2 separate regions of the Homo sapiens genome follow, and region 2 is linked to region 1. Evidence: chromatin loops called from intact Hi-C (ENCODE). Cell type or tissue: mammary epithelial cell. All regions are shown on one strand. Each heading gives the region's core, and the rest is flanking DNA. Links, peaks and the distances in the headings are about the cores only. Region 1 has its middle 24 kb from the start of ARHGEF19. Region 2 holds the start of SRARP (steroid receptor associated and regulated protein).

Region 1 (8,830 bases), core at 487-8,486:
TACAGTGGCGTGATCTCAGCTCACTGCAACCTCCGCCTCCCAGGTTCAAGTGATTCTTCTGCCTTGGCCCCGAGAGTAGGTGAGATTACAGGAGTGCACCATCACGCCTGACTAATTTTTGTATTTTTAGTAGAAATGGGCTTTCACCATGTTGGCCAGGCTGGTCTCGAACTCCTGACCTCAGGTGATCCACCCGCCTCTGCCCCCCAAAGTGCTGGGATCACAGGCATGAGGCACCATGCCCAGACTGTTATTTTATTTTTCAGATGGTTCCGGCTTTGGCCATTAGGAGCTCTTTCAGATGAGCTCCTGTGTCTGTTTGACATGCCCCCATCTTTCTGTTTTTTGAGCATTTCCTTGCTTTCTTGCGCTGCATTCCAGAGCAAGATGCTCTGGAATCACCTTGCATTTTTTCCTGCCTCAGTGCTAGAATCAGCCATTTCTCCAAGGAGTCTGATCCTTTTATTTTAGAGACAGGGTGTGCTTATTGCTGCTGAGGCGTCACTGCTTCTAGGCCCTCTCATCAGACAGAGGTGGGAAATATATATATAGATAGATAGATAGATATATACACACACACACGCACACATATATATACATATATTTATATATGTGTATACATATAGATACACATATATGTCTATATGTATATACATATATGTGTGTCTCTATGTATACACATATATAAATATATGTATATATAAATACACATGTATACATAAATACACATGTATACATATATGTTAATATATAATATATACTTACATATATAATGTATGTATACATATATAATATATACGTGTGTGTATATACGCACCATGTGATTTTTAGGCAAGACACCAACTCTCTTTACAGCCTCTTTAAGGCTCCAAGCCCCATCTGCAAAATGGGGACGGTGATAACGTTTCCTGCCTCATGGAGCCACCATGAAATGAAGTATGTAAGTGGTTGACACAGTGTCTGGCCCATAATTAGTCAAGAGAAGTGGTGGCTTTTATTGTGTCAGAGCTGCACAGCCAGAGCATGGGGGCCCTTGCGAGGTGGGGAGGCCCCCGTCCCCTGAGGATTGAAGGAACTCAGGCAGTCTGGGAATGGGATTCCTGTACTGAGTAGAGACCAAGGGGCCTGTGTGTTTCTTCCAGTGCTGAGTCTGCCTGAAGAGCGCCCAACTTGGCAGCAGCTTGGCAGAGCAGAGGAAACAGGCTCTCCTGCATTCAGCCTGCCCTGGCACATCTGGAATCTGGCTGACACCTGAGTCTGGGTTAGACTGCTGGGGGCCAGGGGGCTGGCTTTGGGGCTGTGCTTCAGGCAAGGAGGCCAGGGCTGCTCACCTGGCCCACTTCCCTCATTCCTCACCTGCTCCCTGCCCACCTGCCCAGGGGGTAGATCTGGGCCAGGCATCTCAGGGGAGCCCCTCTCTCAGTGGTGCCTGCCTCTGCCCATCATGCCCTGCCCTGGTAGGGCTTTGGCCAAGGACCCAGGGCCCTGCTCCTGCTTGCCGCAGAAGGAGGAGGAAGCTGGGGGGTGGTATCTGCAGGACAGGACCTGGAGATGGCGTCTGGGGTGGGAGTTTTGGCCCCTGAGGCTGTCTGCCCAGCCAGTCTCCAGTCCTTCAGGAGCTCCTCCCCACCCAGTGCCCATGCCCTTCTCTGCAGCGATCCTGCTCTGCAGAGACTGTAGGGACCCTGCTACCCCTCCTCATTCCTCCTGGTCCCCAAACTCTGAGCCTATTGTTTAGAAGATTTTGTCCTGAAATGAAACTGTTGAGAAAGAAACTTATTTGATTGTTCATTTTCAGGGCACACTGAGGTTTCATAAGAACCAGTGAGCCCTGGCTTCAGCCCAGCAGGCACTTCAGCTCTGGGGCAGACAGTGTGGCTTGCTTCTTTGTTGATGTCCTCCCTCCCTCCCTCCCTCCCTCCATCCCTCCCTTCCTTTCTTCTTTCCTTCCTTCCTTTCTTCCTTCCTTCCTTTCTTCCTTCTTCCTTCCTTCATTTCTTCCTTCCTTCTCCTTCCTTCTCCTTCCTCCCTCCCTCCCTCCCTTCCTTCCCTTCTTTTTTCTTGCTCTGTCGCCCAGGCTGGAACGCAGTGGCACGATCTCAGTTCACTGCAACCTCCACCTCCTGGGTTCAAGTGATTCTTGTCCTAGCCTACCGAGTAGCTGGGACTACAGGCGTACACTACTACGCCCAGCTCTCTTTCCATCTTTCCAATCCCCTTCATTCTCCTCTCTGATTGTGTCACCTATGGACCAAAGGACATCAGCAGCATCCCCATCCTTGGTGACACTCCCTAATGGTGAGACAGACAAGTAAACAGGTGAAGTGCAGGGCCCCACACAGAGTGTTGTCAGGATGTGGGGCAGCAGGAATTCTACACTGTTGGTGGGGTGTGAATTGGCACAGCTACTTTGGAAAACAGCTTGGCTGCATCTGCAAAAGCTGAACTTGCCTATGCTATGACCCAGACATTCCACTGCTTTCTTTGGGTATACACCCAACAGAAATGGGTACATATGTGCCCAAAAAGACCTGAATTAGCATGTTTTTAGCAGTATTATCCATTAATAGCCAAAATGCTAGAAACTACCCAAATGCTCATCAATAGTAAAATGAAAATCCTGGTATATTCACACAGTGGAACACTACACAGTCACGAGACTAAACTGTCTACAACTACAAGTACTGTCTGTGTCTGCATAGGCGAATCTAGACTGAACGTGAGAGAAGCCAGACGCCAAAAAAAAAAAAAAACAACAACAAAACAAATTAGTTGATTTGCATAAAGTACAAAACCAGGCAGACTAATTGATGGATCGAGGTCAGGGTGGGGAGCGCCTGCAGCTGAAGTAGTGACTGCTTAGGGAGGGACTGCTGATGTTGCTTCCACAGGGCTGTGCACTTTGGGACCAGTCCATCAGGCTGGGCGCCTAAGATCTGTGTGCTTTTCTGCATGGGAGTTAAATTTCAGCTGAAAGCTTACACAGTGCAAACTGTGGGGCTGTGGGGGCACAAATAAGGGAGCAGCCTGTCCTCACTGGCAGTCAGGGTGGGCTTCCTGGAGGTGGTGCCACTGAAGCTGCATCCTGAGAGCTGAAATGGAGGTGACAGGAGGGGGACAGTGCAGAGCCGAGTGGCCACTCTGGGATTCCTTGTTGATCCATGTGGTGACCTGTTTTCTGTTGTCTCCCCCACTGGACCGTGAAATCCATGAAGAAAGGGCCTCTGGCTGTCTTCCCAGTGCTGTGGCCTCATTGCCAACTGCCATGCCTGGAACCCAGGAGCAGCTCAGTGAATATTTGTTGCTGGGTCTGAGCCCGGCTCTGCATGAACCCTGAGCCCGAGCTCATAATTGCCCCTCAGACCCGCTCTGCTTCCAAGTCCCACCCCAGCTCTCTTCCCTCATTTGAGCTACTTGGTGCCAGTATGGTGGGGTGGAGGGTCTGGATGCCCTCGGGCTGTGGGCGGGGCTGCCCCATCTGGGCTGAGACTGCCCTGGACACCAGGAGACCCACTGGGCCGCTCTTTTTTTTTTTTTTTTTAGATGAAGTCTCACTCTGTCGCCCAGACTAGAGTGCAGTGGCACCATTCTGGGTCACTGCAACCTCTGCCTCCTGGGTTCAAGCGATTCTCCTGCCTCAGCCTCCTGAGTAGCTGGGATTACAGGCGCCCACCACAGCGCCCAGCTAAGTTTTATATTTTTAGTAGACACGGAGTTTCACCATGTTGGTCAGGCTGGTCTCGAACTTCTGACCTCAAGTGATCTGCCCCCCTCAGCCTCCCAGAGTGCTAAGATTACAGGTGTGAACCACTGCGCCTGGCCTCGCTTGGCCACTCTTGTCACCCTGACCGGGATTTGAACCTGGGTTTGCTCTCACTTCCTGTCCCCAAGTGTGCCTTCCCCTTCCCAGGATCCCACTCTCCCGGCGTTTGTCTCCCCCCAGATTGTATTTCTGATGCTACTGGGAGAAAGAACTAAAATAAATGGGCTGACGTTGTAGCAGGAGGGACTCTGGTGGGACTTAAGGCAGAGTTTGCCAACTGTGGGAACTGTCTCAGACACCTGGGCGAGTGGAGGGAGTGAAGCTGGGGAATTTCTTCCCCTGAGCAGCGTGAAGAACAGGATGAACAGTCATCTGCTTGGGTGGGGCACAGCGGGGTGGAGAGGATGACCTTTGGAAGCCACTCTCAAGCTCTTGGCTCATGAGCTGCCCTGAGGGTTGGGAGCTGGTCAGGAAGGAGGAAGGGGTAAGCTATTGGGTCTAGCGTTTCGGCTGCTGGAAGGGTGTGGGAGGAGAAGAGGGGCACTGAAGGAGGCAGAAACCAGGCCTGCTTTACTTAAATGAGGCAATAGGATTTGGGGGATTGGAAGGTTCCTTAGAGTTTCCAAAGCAGGGTGTGGGAAAGTCCAGCACCGGGTTTGGAGGCAGGTGGACCTGGCTTGAGTCTTGCTTTAACTTATAAGCCACGATGCTCTAGGCAAGCTGCTTCCCCTCTCTGAGCCTCAGTTTCCTCATCTGGTAAACGGGCATGATAATGCAGCTACAAGAAGGTGATGCCTTGGAAAAGGACTTCGAAAAAGCCCTATGCAAAGGGGAGTTGATCTCCCAGGACAGACTGGCCAAGGATTAGTATATAACGACAGCCATGTTATTCTCTCCAACCCAAGTGCCAGGTGTTAGGTCTTTTAATAGCCACCTAAATTCCAGAAGGGTATATTTTGGAGGCCAATTTAGTTCAATAGATGGTTTGTTGTTGTTGTTGTTGTTTGTTTTGTTTTTGACAGAGTCTCATTCTGTCGCCCAGGCTGGAGTGCAGTGGTGTGATCTAGGCTCACTGCAATCTCCACCTCCTGGGTTCAAGCGATTCTCAAGTCTCGGCCTCCTGAGTAGCTGGAATTACAGGCATGTGCCAACATGCTTGGCTATTTTTTGTATTTTTAGTGGAGGTGGGGTTTCACCATTTGCCCGGGCTGGTCTCAAACTCCTGAGCTCAAGCAGTCCTCCTACCTCGGCCTCCCAAAGTGCTGGTGTTACAGGCATGAGTCACCACGCCCGGCCAGGTGTTAGGTCTTTTAATCCTTATAACAACCCTATTTTTGTCACCCCGTTCCACAGATGAGGAGTCTGAGGCTCAAGGAAGTGACATGACTTGCCCAAGGTCACATAATCAGTTGGAACTTGACTAGGGACTTACATTCCCATCTGATTTCAGTCCAGAACCCTGCACTCTGTTTGGTGCAGCCTATGATTGACGGAGAAGGTACTTGGCAAACCATAAAGCAATGAATATCATCATCATCGTCATCGCCATCATCGTCATCATCATGAGTAGCAGCAACAGCATTTTATTTTTTTAGGGCAATTGCGGTTCTACAACGGCAGTAATGGGAGCAGCATCCTTCCCAGCCCAGCCACCAGAGGGCGGCAGAGCCCAGGGCTGGGATAGCGGGGTCCTCCGAGCGCAGCCTGCTCATTGCCCACATTCCTGTGGGTTGAGTCCTCCTGAGGCTTGGCTGTGTCTGTGGGGCAGGGGTAGGGAGTAGGGGCAGGGGCAGTGGGCTGGGTAGAGGGAAGGGAGGGCATAGAGCCCTGGAGACAGGAGCACATGGCCAGTCCTGGCCTCAGCTGTGAGGGTTCCTAAGTCTGAAACATGCTCAGAGGCTCCAGAGACCACCCCCTTGGTCCTATGATGTCCCAGTCCTTCATGTCAAGTTCTTCTTCTTCTTTTTATTTTTCTTATATAAAAATATGAATCACAGAAATAGTTAGTGGTTGTATTTACAATTTGAACTTCATTATCACATGGCACAGTAACTCACATAATGTATCCATTCTTTATATTGGTGTAATTTTTTTTATACTTTAATTTCTGGGATACATGTGTTGAACATGGAGGTTTGTTACATAGGTATACACGTGCCATGGTGGTTTGCTGCACCCATCAACCCGCTATTTACATTAGGTATTTCTCCTAATGCTATCCCTTCCCTAGCCCCCCATGCCTCCCTTTTTTTTTTTTTTTTTTTAAGAGTCTCGCTCTGTCACCCAGGCTGGAGTGCAGTGGCACAATCTCAGCTCACTGCAACTTCCGCCTCCCAGGCTCAAGCGATTCTCTTTCCTCAGCCTCCTGAGTAGCTGGGATTACAGGCATGCACCACCATGCCAGGCTAATTTTTGTATTTTTAGCAGAGATGGGTTTTTGCCATGTTGGCCAGGCTGGTCTCGTACTCCTGACCTCAGGTGATCTACCCACCTCGGCATTCCAAAGTGCTGGGATTACAGGCGTGAGCCACTGCCCCGGATATGCCAAGTTCTTGACTGAATAAGGGGACAATAAAAATCACCGCCACTGTGCACTGAGTGTTGTTTACCACTCCATTGGCACCAATTATGCCCTTTAATCCTTGTAACTCTGCTAGGAGCAGGTTCTGTTCAACTCAGCCAAACTTTACTAAGAAGGAAAGGGAAGCTCAGAGAGGAGAAGTGACTTGCCTGAAGTCACACAGCAAGTAAAAGGCAGAGCTTCTTTGAAACCAGACCCACCAGACCTAGGCCTACTCCCCGAAGCCCTTGACTATCACAACTTCCCCGACCCTAGCTCTGCAGCGATTCCAGCTCAAAGTGTAAGCATGTTCCCCAGCCCCCAGGATTCTCACAACAGCTTGAGAGGCTGGAAGTGAAGACACGGAGGATGTGCCAGTGCTGTACCCGAGCCCACTCAGACGGGCTCTCAGGAGGAGCTCTGCCCAGGCCGGGCACAGTGGCTCACACCTGTCATCCCAGCACTTTGGGAGGCTGAGGCAGAAGGATCACTTGAGCTCAGGAGTTTGAGACTAGCCTGGGCAACATAGTGAGACATCATCTCTAAAAAAATTTTTTTTGACAGGGTATGGTGGCTCATGCCTGTAATCCCAGCACTTTGGCAGGCCGAGGCGGGCAGATCATGAGGTCAGGAGATCAAGACCATCCTGGCTAACAAGGTGAAACTCTGTCTCTACTAAAAATACAAAAAGTTAGCTGGGCGTGGTGGTGGGCGCCTGTAGTCCCAGCTACTCAGGAGGCTGAGGTGGGAGAACGGCGTGAACCCAGGAGGTGGAGCTTGCAGTGAGCCGAGATCGCGCCATTGCCCCCCAGCCTGGGCGACAGAGCGAGACTCTGTCTCAAAAAAAAAAATTTTTTTTTAATTAGCCAGGTGTGGTGGTGAGTGCCTGTATCCTAGCTACTCAGGAGGCTGAGGTGGGAGGATCACTTGAGCTTGGGAGGTAGAGGCTGCAGTGAGCCATGATCACTCCACTGTACTCCAGCCTGAGTGACAGAGTGAGACCCTATCTCAAAAGAAAAAGAAAAAGAGGCCAGGCACGGTGGCTCACACCTGTAATCCCAGCACTTTGGGAGGCAAAGGCAGGGGGATCATAAGGTCAGGAGTTCGAGACCAGCCACAGTCAACATGGCGAAACCCCATCTCTACTAAAAATACAAAAAAATTGGCCAGGCACGGTGGCTCACGCCTGTAATCCCAGCACTTTGGGAGGCCGAGGCAGGTGGATCACGAGGTCAGGAGATTGAGACCACAGTGAAACCCCGTCTCTACTAAAAATACAAAAACTTAGCCGGGCGTGGTGGCGGGCGCCTGTAGTCCCAGCTACTTGGGAGGCTGAGGCAGGAAAATGGCGTGAACCCGGGAGGCGGAGCTTGCAGTGAGCTGAGATCGCGCCACTGCACTCCAGCCTCAGTGACAGAGCAAGACTCCGTCTCAAAAAAAAAAAAAAAAAAAATATTAGCCAGGCGTGGTGGTGGGGCACTGGTAATCCCAGCTACTTGGGAGGCCGAGGTAAGAGAATCGCTTGAACCTGGGAGTCGAAGGTTGCAGCAAGCTGAGATCGTGCCACTGCACTCCAGTCTGGGCGACAGTGCAGGAGTTTGTCTCAAAAAAAAAAAAAAAGAAAAAAAGAAAAAAAAAGAAAAAGACTAGTTCTTCCCAGCATTGCACTAGGAAATTCAGGCTGGGTGCTGGAAGCGGCCATGGTGACAGTGAATATTGCACCTGGAAATCAGCTCCCGCACCCCTGCCCTGGAGTCCGCTGAGGCCTGGATTGGGAAGAGATAGGACCGAGAGGCCCAGGGGCCCTCCCTGCTTCCCCACCAGGCTTCAGCCCCTCAGCCAGGCCCTGCTGATGCCTCTGCTCTCCCTTGCCTGGGTGTGGTGTGTGGTGATGAAATTGGTGGAGGCTGAGCCCCAGATCCTATTATCCCCTCCAGGGTGTGACAAGTGTCTGTGACTGGCCCTGCTGGGACCTCCCCCAACTGGATCCTGAAGACAGGGGGTGCTCCTGAACCCATTCCGTATTCTTGACCCCCCTCTGGGCAGCGGGATCCTTCAGACCAGATTCCATGGAGGCCCTAAGCTGTGCCCCGTGGCAGAGTGGCCCTGATACCTCCCAAAGAAGAGTGACAGCAAGTGGTGTCACATAGACCTGCCTCAATGCTCGTCTACACCTGCCCCTTCAGGGTGGGGCAAAACAAGGCTCTGCAGACAGCAAGTGGGGACATGCCCTGAGAGGCTGTGCTGCTTGGCTGAGGTGGTGGCTGGCAGCACTGGTCATGCAGAGCCTTGGTGGCACCATGGACTCAGCCCACAGCTGGCTCGGACTCCTGGATCCGGTGGCTTCTGGGGTCTGGGCAGGTGGTGGGAGGTTCGGGGGGCACCTGGAGCTAAGTACCTGTACACTGGCTGTGGGGAGCTGCAGGGCAGGACAGGGTTCCCACACACCCTTTTCCCAAACAGGTGCCTCCCTCCGACACCCACACTGCGTCTACTGTTTTCCAGGA
Region 2 (8,830 bases), core at 319-8,318, 180 kb after region 1:
TGGCCGCGGCGCTTTGTCTCCCAGCGCCCCCAACCCCCTTCCAGGCTAAATATAGGCCTGGCTGCAGGCCCTGCGCCCCGCCCCCACCCGGAAGAGTAATTATAGCCGCCCCATTCATTGAGCAACTAGTGTGTGCCAGGCGCGCCGCTGATTCCCACAAGAGTCCTGCAAAGCAGGTACTATGATTAACGGTGTGCCTAGAAGGACACGGAGGATCAGCGAGGTCAGGCAACTGGCCCAAGGTCACCCAGCCTGGAAGTGGCACGGTTGGGATGTGAATCCTTGCTATGGCTCTGGAAGGCCATCTGCTGGGTCAACCTGGATCAGTCGCCACCACCAATGGGCTGAGGCAGCTTCCCTCCTCCCACCCTGGCAGCCCCCACAGGGAAAGGGGGCTCTCGCGTCTTGTAGCTTTGGGGGTGGGCCTGGGCAGCAGGTAGGGGAAATTGAAAAGACGCAGCTCTCTGGGGCTGGAGACCTGTGAGAAAGTCCAGGTCAGGTAGTACCAGAGACTGGGAGGGGCAGAGAGGACCTAGAAGGTTTCCTCACTTTGAAGGCCTAGCAGAGGCCAAAGGCCTCCTCCTCCAGGAAGCCCTCCAGAGCCAGAGCACAAAGAGCCCAGGCAGATGTTCAGAGCCCCTTCCCAAACCCTGTCTTCAAAGTCAGATGGAAGTAGCGCATGCTCAGGAGCCTGAGGTGAGAGGATCTCTTGAGCCCAAGGTTTAGAGACCAGCCTGGGCAACATGGCAAGAACCCGTCTCTACACAAAATACGAAAATTAGCTGGTATGGTGACGTGCACCTGTGGTCCCAGCTAGTCGGGAGGCTGAAGTGGGAGGATGGCTGGAGTCCAGGAGATGGAGGCTTCAGCGAGCCGTGATCGCACCACCGCACTCTATCTTGGGTGACACAGTGAGACCCTGACTCAAATAAAATAAAAAATGACCGGGTGTGGTGGCTCACTCCTGCATTCCCAGCACTTTGGGAGGCTGAAGAGGGTGGATTGCCTGAGCTCAATAAATACAAAGTATTTATTTGAAATCAGCCTGGACAACATGGCAAAACTGCATCTCCACAAAAAATGCAAAAATTAACAGGGTATGGTAGCACATGCCTGTAGTTCCAGCTACTTGGGGGTTGAGGCTGGAGGACTTGCTTGAGCACTGGTGGTTGAGGCTGCAGTGAGCCATGTTTGAGCCACTACACTTCAGCCTGGGCAATAGAGTGAGAACCTGTCTCAAAAAAAAAAGAAAAAGAAAAAAAAAGTGACCTTTTGTATTTGACATCTTTCACCTCGCATAATGTTTTCGAGATTCATCTATATTGTAGCATGGACCAATAATCTTTTCCTTTTTAAGGCTGAAACATATTCTGTTGCATGGCTAGGTCACAATTTGCTTACCTTTTCATCAGTTGATGGATGCTTGGGTTTGGTTCCACCCTTTGGTTTTGGTGACTAGTGCTGCTCTGTGCACTCGTGCAGATTTTCTTTTTTTTCTTTTTGAGACAGAGTTTCACTCTTGTCACCCAGGCTGGAGTGCAATGGCGCGATCTCGGCTCACTACAACCTCCGTCTCCTGGGTTCAAGCGATTCTCCTGCCTTAGCCTCCTGAGTAGATGGGATTACAGGCGTGCACCACCATGCCTGGCTAATTTTATATTTTTAGTAGAGACGGGGTTTCACCATGTTGGCCAGGCTGGTCTGGAACTCCTGACCTCAGGTGATCCACCCACCTTGGCCTCCCAAAGTGCTGGGATTACACCGGCCACTGCACGCCTGGCCATTTGTGCAGATTTTCACATGGACGAATGTTTTCACTTCTCTTGAGTATATATCTAGGAGCAGAATTGCTGGGTCCTCTGAAAGCTCCATGTTTGTTTGAGGAACTGCCAGACTGTTTCCCAAAGTGGCTGTACCATTTTACATTCTCACTGATGATTTTACTTAATTCATGGTTAATGAAGGAACCAGTAAGATGTCACAAGCAGTTCAAAGAAGGAGGCAAAGAACAGATGATATCTGTAGGTCAGGGAATATTGAAATGAATGTGCACAGAGGTAACACTGGCTTCTTCCACAGTTGGGAAGGAGAGTCCACTGGACTTGAACAGGACAGGACAGAATCTGCTTGTCTGTAGACAAGAAGTATGTTGCATTCCTACGGGCTACTTACAATAGACAGAGTTGTAAAATAGCTCAAAGGCAAAGAAAAATGCTCACCCCCTTGAGAATCAGACGATGCGTAGATGGTATTGGATATGTTTTGTGATCTTTTTTGCATATTCCAAGTTTTTCACACCTCTGTCACCTTGGGCCTAAAGGAAATAATGTATACAGTGGTCCATTTCCAAAACAAAGTGGCTTGAATAGGTTTGAGTCCGCAAACTACAGAAGAACAGAATATACTAGGCCCCTGCTTTGATAGCCGGCGCCTGCTTGTCGGGGCCCGCTTAGTTGCCCTCACCCAAACCAAAAAAGTTGAGTCTAGAATGAAAGTTCACTAGCCTGCAAAATAGCTCGCTTTGTCTATTCTTATCAGCTTGCCTGACTACCTAGGTCATAAGTCAGATACTTAAGAAAACCCTAAGCTGGCTATGATTGCAATGTATTGTGGGCTGCAACAAAATGCAACAAGAAAATCCTAAAGAAAACACCTAAAAGCTCCTACCCAACAACCAATAGGCGACATCCAGGAAGATTGTGATCCTACAGTACTCAGCCTATGAGGAACCAGGGGAGGGACCTGCGCACTAGGGGATAAATTGCTTGTTGTAACTGTGCTGGGTGTGCCTGCCCACCAGACACCCGATCTCGTAAGACCATCATTAAAAGTCTCTCTTCCACTGTTCTATGTGCCTCTGAGCCCATTCTTTGGGTTTGGACAGGTAAGTTGGTTTCTCACAGGCCTGATGACCTGGTCTCACACCTCACCTTCCCAGAGCAACTTCATCACCAACCTATATACCAATGCAGCCCCATTGCCAGCCTCAACCTCTGACCAGAGCTCCAATGGGGAATGGGTCACCACCTGCCCACATCCCCTCCGGCATGTCCCACAGTCCCTCACACGACATCCGCCTCCTGAACCTGTCATCTCCCCATGTCCCCACTGGCTACTCCGCCTGTGTGCTCCATCTCAGCGAGGGCCCTACCACCCATTCAGTCTCCGGACACTCCCCACATGCTGCCGGGTGCCAGGCTGGATCATTCTTCACTCACTTATTGAACCGCTGTGACCAGTGTGTTCACAGCACAGTATGGGGCTGCAAGCGCAGTGCGCAGTCACATTGCCTGAGGTTTGGATTTGGGCTCTACCGGTTTCCAGTTAGTGACCTTGGGCAAAGTATTCGACCTTTCTGTGCCTCAGTTTCCTCTGTAAAATGGCAAGAGAAATCATGCCGACCTCACATGACTGGGGTCAGGTGAACTGATGGGGTGTGGGGTGTATATTCAATTGCCCCGTAATGACGACAGCTATAGTAACTGACGACATCAATAGTAATGATGACAGCTCCCTTTACGGAGCAAGTATAAGTGGTATAAGTGCCTGGTTCCTCTGAATCCTCACCAAGACCCCCCAGGGTTCAATTCTGAAATGTCACTTTGCTGGGTGCCTGGCATAAAGTAAACATTCATTATTCTGGATGAAAGGAGTATTGGTTAGAATGAGTCTGGCTTCTGAAAAACAGACCCACTGGTTGGCTGGCCCCAAGGCTTTAGTCCCAGACCCAGCAGGTCCACACCTTCCCTGTCCAGGCCTGGACCCAGTGTCCTCTAGTCTGATGAGAGGGCGACACCTGCTGGTGAAAAGCCGGATGTGCAGCCACAGGTCTCCTTTCTCCTTGAGGGTCTCAAACTCCCTCTGCAGCCTTGTCCTTGGGGCCTTCAGGAGAGTAGAATGGGCATATGTCGACCAGATTGTACTGCGTCCTCCTCTCTAGTCCAAACCATTGCTCTCCTTTCTCAGGATTAAGACTCAGCCTCCGGTGCCTCCTCCCTGCAGTCAGAAGGCCCGGAGGGATCCTTTCCAAAGGTACGTCTGGCCATGACGCTGTCTGCTCACAATTTCCAGTGCTGCCATCTGGGAATAAGATCTAAGATCTAAAGGTCTTGTTGCAGCCTGCCAGGCCTCACCTGATGCAGCTTCTGCCACTTTTCTTTTCTTTTTACTTTTTTGGTTTTTTTTTGAGACAGTCTTGCTCTTGCTCTGTCACCCAGGCCGGAGTGCAGTGGCGAGATCTCGGCTCACTGCAACCTCTGCCTTCTAGGTTCAAGCAATTCTCTCACCTCAGCTTCCCAAGTAGCTGGGATTATAGGTGCCCACCACCACGCCCAGCTAATTTTTATATTTTTAGTAGAGACGGGTTTTCGCCAAGTTGGCCAGGCTGGTCTCGAACTCCTGACCTCAGGTGATCTCCCCCCGCCTCCCCCTCCTTGGCCTCCCAAAGTGCTGGGATTACAGGCATGAGCCACCGCGCCTGGCCTCCTGCCACCTTTCTGATCTGTTTGTTTTGTGTGTGTGCATTGCCTGTCTCCCCCAACTAGAGGATAAACTATTTTGTGGCTGGGCCTCATTGTCTTATTCATTGCTCCATCTCATGGTTTAGCCCAAAGCCTGGCATTCAGTGGATGCCCAATAAATACTTGGTGAATAAATGAATGAATGACAATTACCCTAGCCAGACTGAACGACTGGTCCTTCTGCCCAGAGCACTCCCCACTTGCTCCCCCACCCCACCCTTTTGTATAGCTTAGTCACCGGTCAGATCTCATTTTCGGCATCACTTCCTGCAGGAAGTCCTCCCTGATCTCCTCTCTCTAGAGTGGGCTGGTTGTCCTCCAGCATCATTCTGTGTTGCCCTTACTGTTGCACTTCTCAGAAGCTATGGCAATTGTGTGCTTTCTTTCTGGCCTCCCCCACCTGGCTGTGAGCTCCTTGAGGACAGGGTTACATTTATCCTCTGTGTGTCCCCTCTGCCTAGAAGAGACGCTACCAGGATGAGAGGGTATATACCTTACAGTTACAAGCAAGAATATGGGCACCAGACTTGCCTGAGTTCTAATCTCAATGGTACCAGTCTATGGAACTTTGAGTCCATTCTTCAACCTCTCTGTGCCTCAGCTCTCTAATCTATAAAATGGTCACAAATACAGTGCCCATGTTGTTTCTCTGACACAGAGTAAATGGTCAATTACATGTTAAATGTTAGCAGCTAGTATTTGTAGGAACCTAGTAAAATAGTCATTGAATAAATTAATGACCAGATACGGTGGCTCACACCTATAATCCAAGCACTTAGGGAAGCTGAAGCGGGAGGATAGCTTGAGGCCAGGAGTTCAAGACCAGCCTGGGCAGCACAGTGAGACCTCTTCTCTACTAAAAGAAGTCAAGCTGGGCGTAGTGGTGCACCTATAGTCTCAGCTACTCGGGAGGCTGAGGCAGGAGGATCACTTGAGCCCAGGAGTTTGAGGCTGCAGTGAGCTGTGATTGTTCCACTGCACTCCAGCCTGGGTGATAGAGTGAGACTCTGTCTCTAAAATAAATACAGAAAAACCCAGTGATTTTTATCTGGGAGCTTTGAGACTGACTTCCTTAAATAGGTTGCTTTAGGGTTTCTCACAGTGCTGTGCATGCCTTAGACTCACAGACACCTTCACACCCACACCAGTAACTCCACCTCCTGCTCAGGGAACACGATTGCCCTGAGGGGTGAACCTCCTCCCCCCACCTTTTTTTTTTTTTTTTGCTATCCCTAGAGGGCAGCATGAGCCTGGTATGCAGTAGATGCTCAATAAATAACATGTCTTGTTTTCATTCGTTCAAACATGATACTCTATTTTTGAGTACCTCCCTCCCTTTTGAGAAGCCAGATCCCCTTATTTCCCATCTCAGATCCCCAGGTCCCACCTGGGCTGCCTTATGGGATGGAGTCTCCTGGAGCCAACTTCCCTGAGCCTCCCAGCCCCAACTGGCATGGCCCTCGAGTCTCCCCACGTGGTATCCCCTGCCTTTGCAGTGACCTACACACTCGCCTCTGAGCCAAGATGGCAGCAAGAAACCCGTTGCCCCTCCCCGTCATGCTGGGGCATTCTGACCACTGCTCTGGCCTGCCCTGGGGTAAGATGACAGCAGGTGGCCCTGGGGAGGGTGGATTTTCTCAGGGCTGGCCCCTTCTCATCTTTTAGATCACACTTTGTTGCCTGCGCAGAGAGGCCCTTACCAAGCACTGCATCAGGAAAGGTCTTCACCCCAATCACTCTCCCTCTAGCATCCTGTTTCAGTTCCTGCAGAGCATTCATCGCTGTTCAAAATCATCTTCTTTATTTATTGGGTTACTTTATTTATTCAGGGTGGGTTCCCTCCACCCCAAAAATACCAGCTCCAGGAAAACCATGGTATCTCCCCAGCACTTTGCAGGGCCTGGCATGTGGAAGATGTACCAGTAATATTTGCTGTATGAATGAATGAGTCTCTTCATGTGCAGGTGACTTATCCTGCCTCTGCCACTCGACGGATGTTTCAGATGCCCCTTAGCGGATCTAATGATGTTTCCTTGGCTCAAGCACAAAAGACTCCTGCTTAGCTGGGGAAGCAGGGCCAGGCCCTGGGAATTGCAGCCTCTGGGCATCAGAGCCCGGCCCTTCCAGCTAATCGGCCTGCCCACAGACACAAGAGGAGAGGGCTTTCAGTGAGTCCTTGACTGTTCCCCAAGTTGAAGACCTCACAGGCGCAGCCTTCACGGGTTTCCCCTTAGCCTCGGGAACCTCCTGGGGGCAGAGCGGGCTGACTGGGAAGGAAGCTGAGGCCACAGACCCTCTGCAGAGCGGCAGGGTGGCCCTGGCCTGGGCAAGGCATCCCCCACCCATGGGGGTCACCCGAGTCAGATGGGGCCAGTTTTCCCCACAGAACACGATGTAGGTCTTCATTGGTGGGGTGACAAGCCCTCGATTGGGACTGGGGGCTTGGGGTGGTGATGCGGTTGCTGCCAGGGAGAGCTGCTTCCCGTGGGTGCAGTCAATAACAAAAGTCAGGTGAGCCGTGGGGACGGTCTTCTGATGGCCAGCCAGCTTCCCACCTAGAAGAGAGGAAAAGACCAAAAGTTAGCACAAGCAGGGGACTTTTCTTTTCCCCTGAGACAGGGTCTCACTCTGTCGCCCAGGCTGGAGGTCATGGCTCACTGCAGCCTCAGCCTCAGGGGGCTCAACCAATCCTCCCATCTCAGCCCCCTAAGTAGCTGGGACTACAGGCTCATGCCACCATGCCTGGTGAATTTTAAAATTTTTTGTAGAGATGAGGTTTCCCTATGTTGCCCAGGCTGGTCTCAAACTCCTGGACTCAAGAAATCCTTCTGCCTCAGCCCAATCAGTACTGGAATTGCAGGCGTGAGCCACTGCACCCGACTGGGACATGGTTTCCTGAATTCATTTGTTTATTCATTCGATAGGGTTCAACTGGATTGGTTGATACACCAACAGAGGAGGACAGTCAGGGTTTAAGTGTATGGACTTCAGCATCAGAGAGACCTGAGTTCAAGTCTCCACTTACCATCCATCCATCTGCCTTCCAGGAACACAGAGTCCAACATGTCAGTGCCTCCCAACTTTGCTGTTCCCATGAGCTGCCTGGGGAGCTTGTTAAAATGCAGAGTCTGGTGCAGTGGGGCTGGGGTGGGGCCTGAGACTCGCGTTTCTAACAAGTCCCCAGGGGATGCCAATTCTGCTGGTCCATGGACCATATTATGAAAAGCACAGTCCTCAACCCCAGAGAGGAAAGCCCTGGCCATCTTTCCAGGTGAGGAAACTGAGGCTCAGCCTGCACAAGTGTTGGTGGGTCTCAGGGAGCATCTTGCTACTCTCCCCCTCCCCAGATAATCTTGTCCACAGCCTCAGAGAATCCCATCAGTACCTGGTGGCATTTGCCCTGGCAATCCCCCCGCTCAGAGCCCAGCACAGGGTAGAGGGATGGACAAACCAGCCAATAGACTTATCAATGAAGCAGGTGTCTGAGCAATTGTATCTGAATCCAAAGCCTGTGCTCTTAAAAAGGTAACTTTTTGAGTTACCCAAATAACATACACATCCATTCTCTTAGCTACGTGCTGTGAAACACGACGTGGGCTCAGAAGGAAGCTTATGTTCTAGTAGGTTGGCTAGCACAGGAAATAAAACGAGCCCGCCCTTGGCTGGAGAATCCCAGCAACCCAAGGGAGGTAGCATGTTTGCCATCAGACCCCCACCCACCCCCAGCTGGTCTTGCTTTTTTTTTTTTTTTTTTTTTTTTGAGATGGAGTCTCACACTGTTGCTCAGGCTGGAGTGCAGTGGTGCGATCTCAGCTCACTGCAACCTCCGCCTCCTGGGTTCAAGCGATTCTCCTGCCTCAACCTCCTGAGTAGCTGGGATTATAGGCACCCGCCACCACACCCAGCTAATTTTTTGTATTTTTAGCAGATATGGGGTTTCACTATGTTGGCCAAGCTGGTCTCGAACTCCTGACCTCATGATCTGCCCGCTTCGGCCTCCCAAAGTGCTGGGATTACAGGCATGAGGCACCGCACCTGGCCCCCAGCTGGTGTTTCTGTGGGGCTGGGGTCCCTTTGCCGCCTCTTACCGGAGCTGGTCTCCAGGCCTGTCTCACGGATGGTGCCTTTGAGGTTGGCTCTCCAGTCCCTGGGGTCTTCTGACGGGGCCATGCGGCTACTTCGGCGCCTGCCTAGCTCTGGCAGGAGAGGAGCTGTCCTAGGCCACTCTTCCAGGATGTGGCTCCCCCACTGCGGGACCAGACCTTTTATACTGACCGGATCCGGATTCTCTGAGTGCATTCCACCAGGAG

The links. Hi-C counts contacts between places; a loop is a spot of excess contacts. Peaks named below come from ENCODE experiments on the same cell type or tissue, not always from the same donor. Only the 100,000 strongest peaks of a DNase experiment are listed, where the experiment ranks them.
Region 2: it touches region 1 in a loop (4-fold over the local background); 25 of 110 quality-filtered maps call a loop at or near these places.

The regions. Positions count from the first base shown.
Region 1 is chr1:16,184,520-16,193,349 of GRCh38, reverse strand. No RefSeq gene overlaps it. Among named protein-coding and RNA genes, the nearest start is that of ARHGEF19, 24 kb to the left of the region's middle. RefSeq lists enhancers at 8,059-8,558, 8,559-8,830. In mammary epithelial cell, for the core only: CTCF peaks have their summits at 5,421 (motif pointing right) and 8,309; DNase peaks (open chromatin) are centred at 4,169 and 5,299; H3K27ac peaks cover 1,447 bases.
Region 2 is chr1:16,004,164-16,012,993 of GRCh38, reverse strand. It overlaps SRARP (steroid receptor associated and regulated protein), which reads right to left and starts at 8,758. Exons shown (of 2, transcript NM_178840.4): 1 at 8,609-8,758; 2 at 4,187-7,075. The coding sequence starts at 8,690. The coding sequence ends at 6,648. RefSeq lists a silencer at 1-105 and an enhancer at 8,073-8,830. In mammary epithelial cell, for the core only: CTCF peaks have their summits at 3,810 (motif pointing left) and 5,741 (motif pointing right); a DNase peak (open chromatin) is centred at 5,703; H3K4me3 peaks cover 8 bases.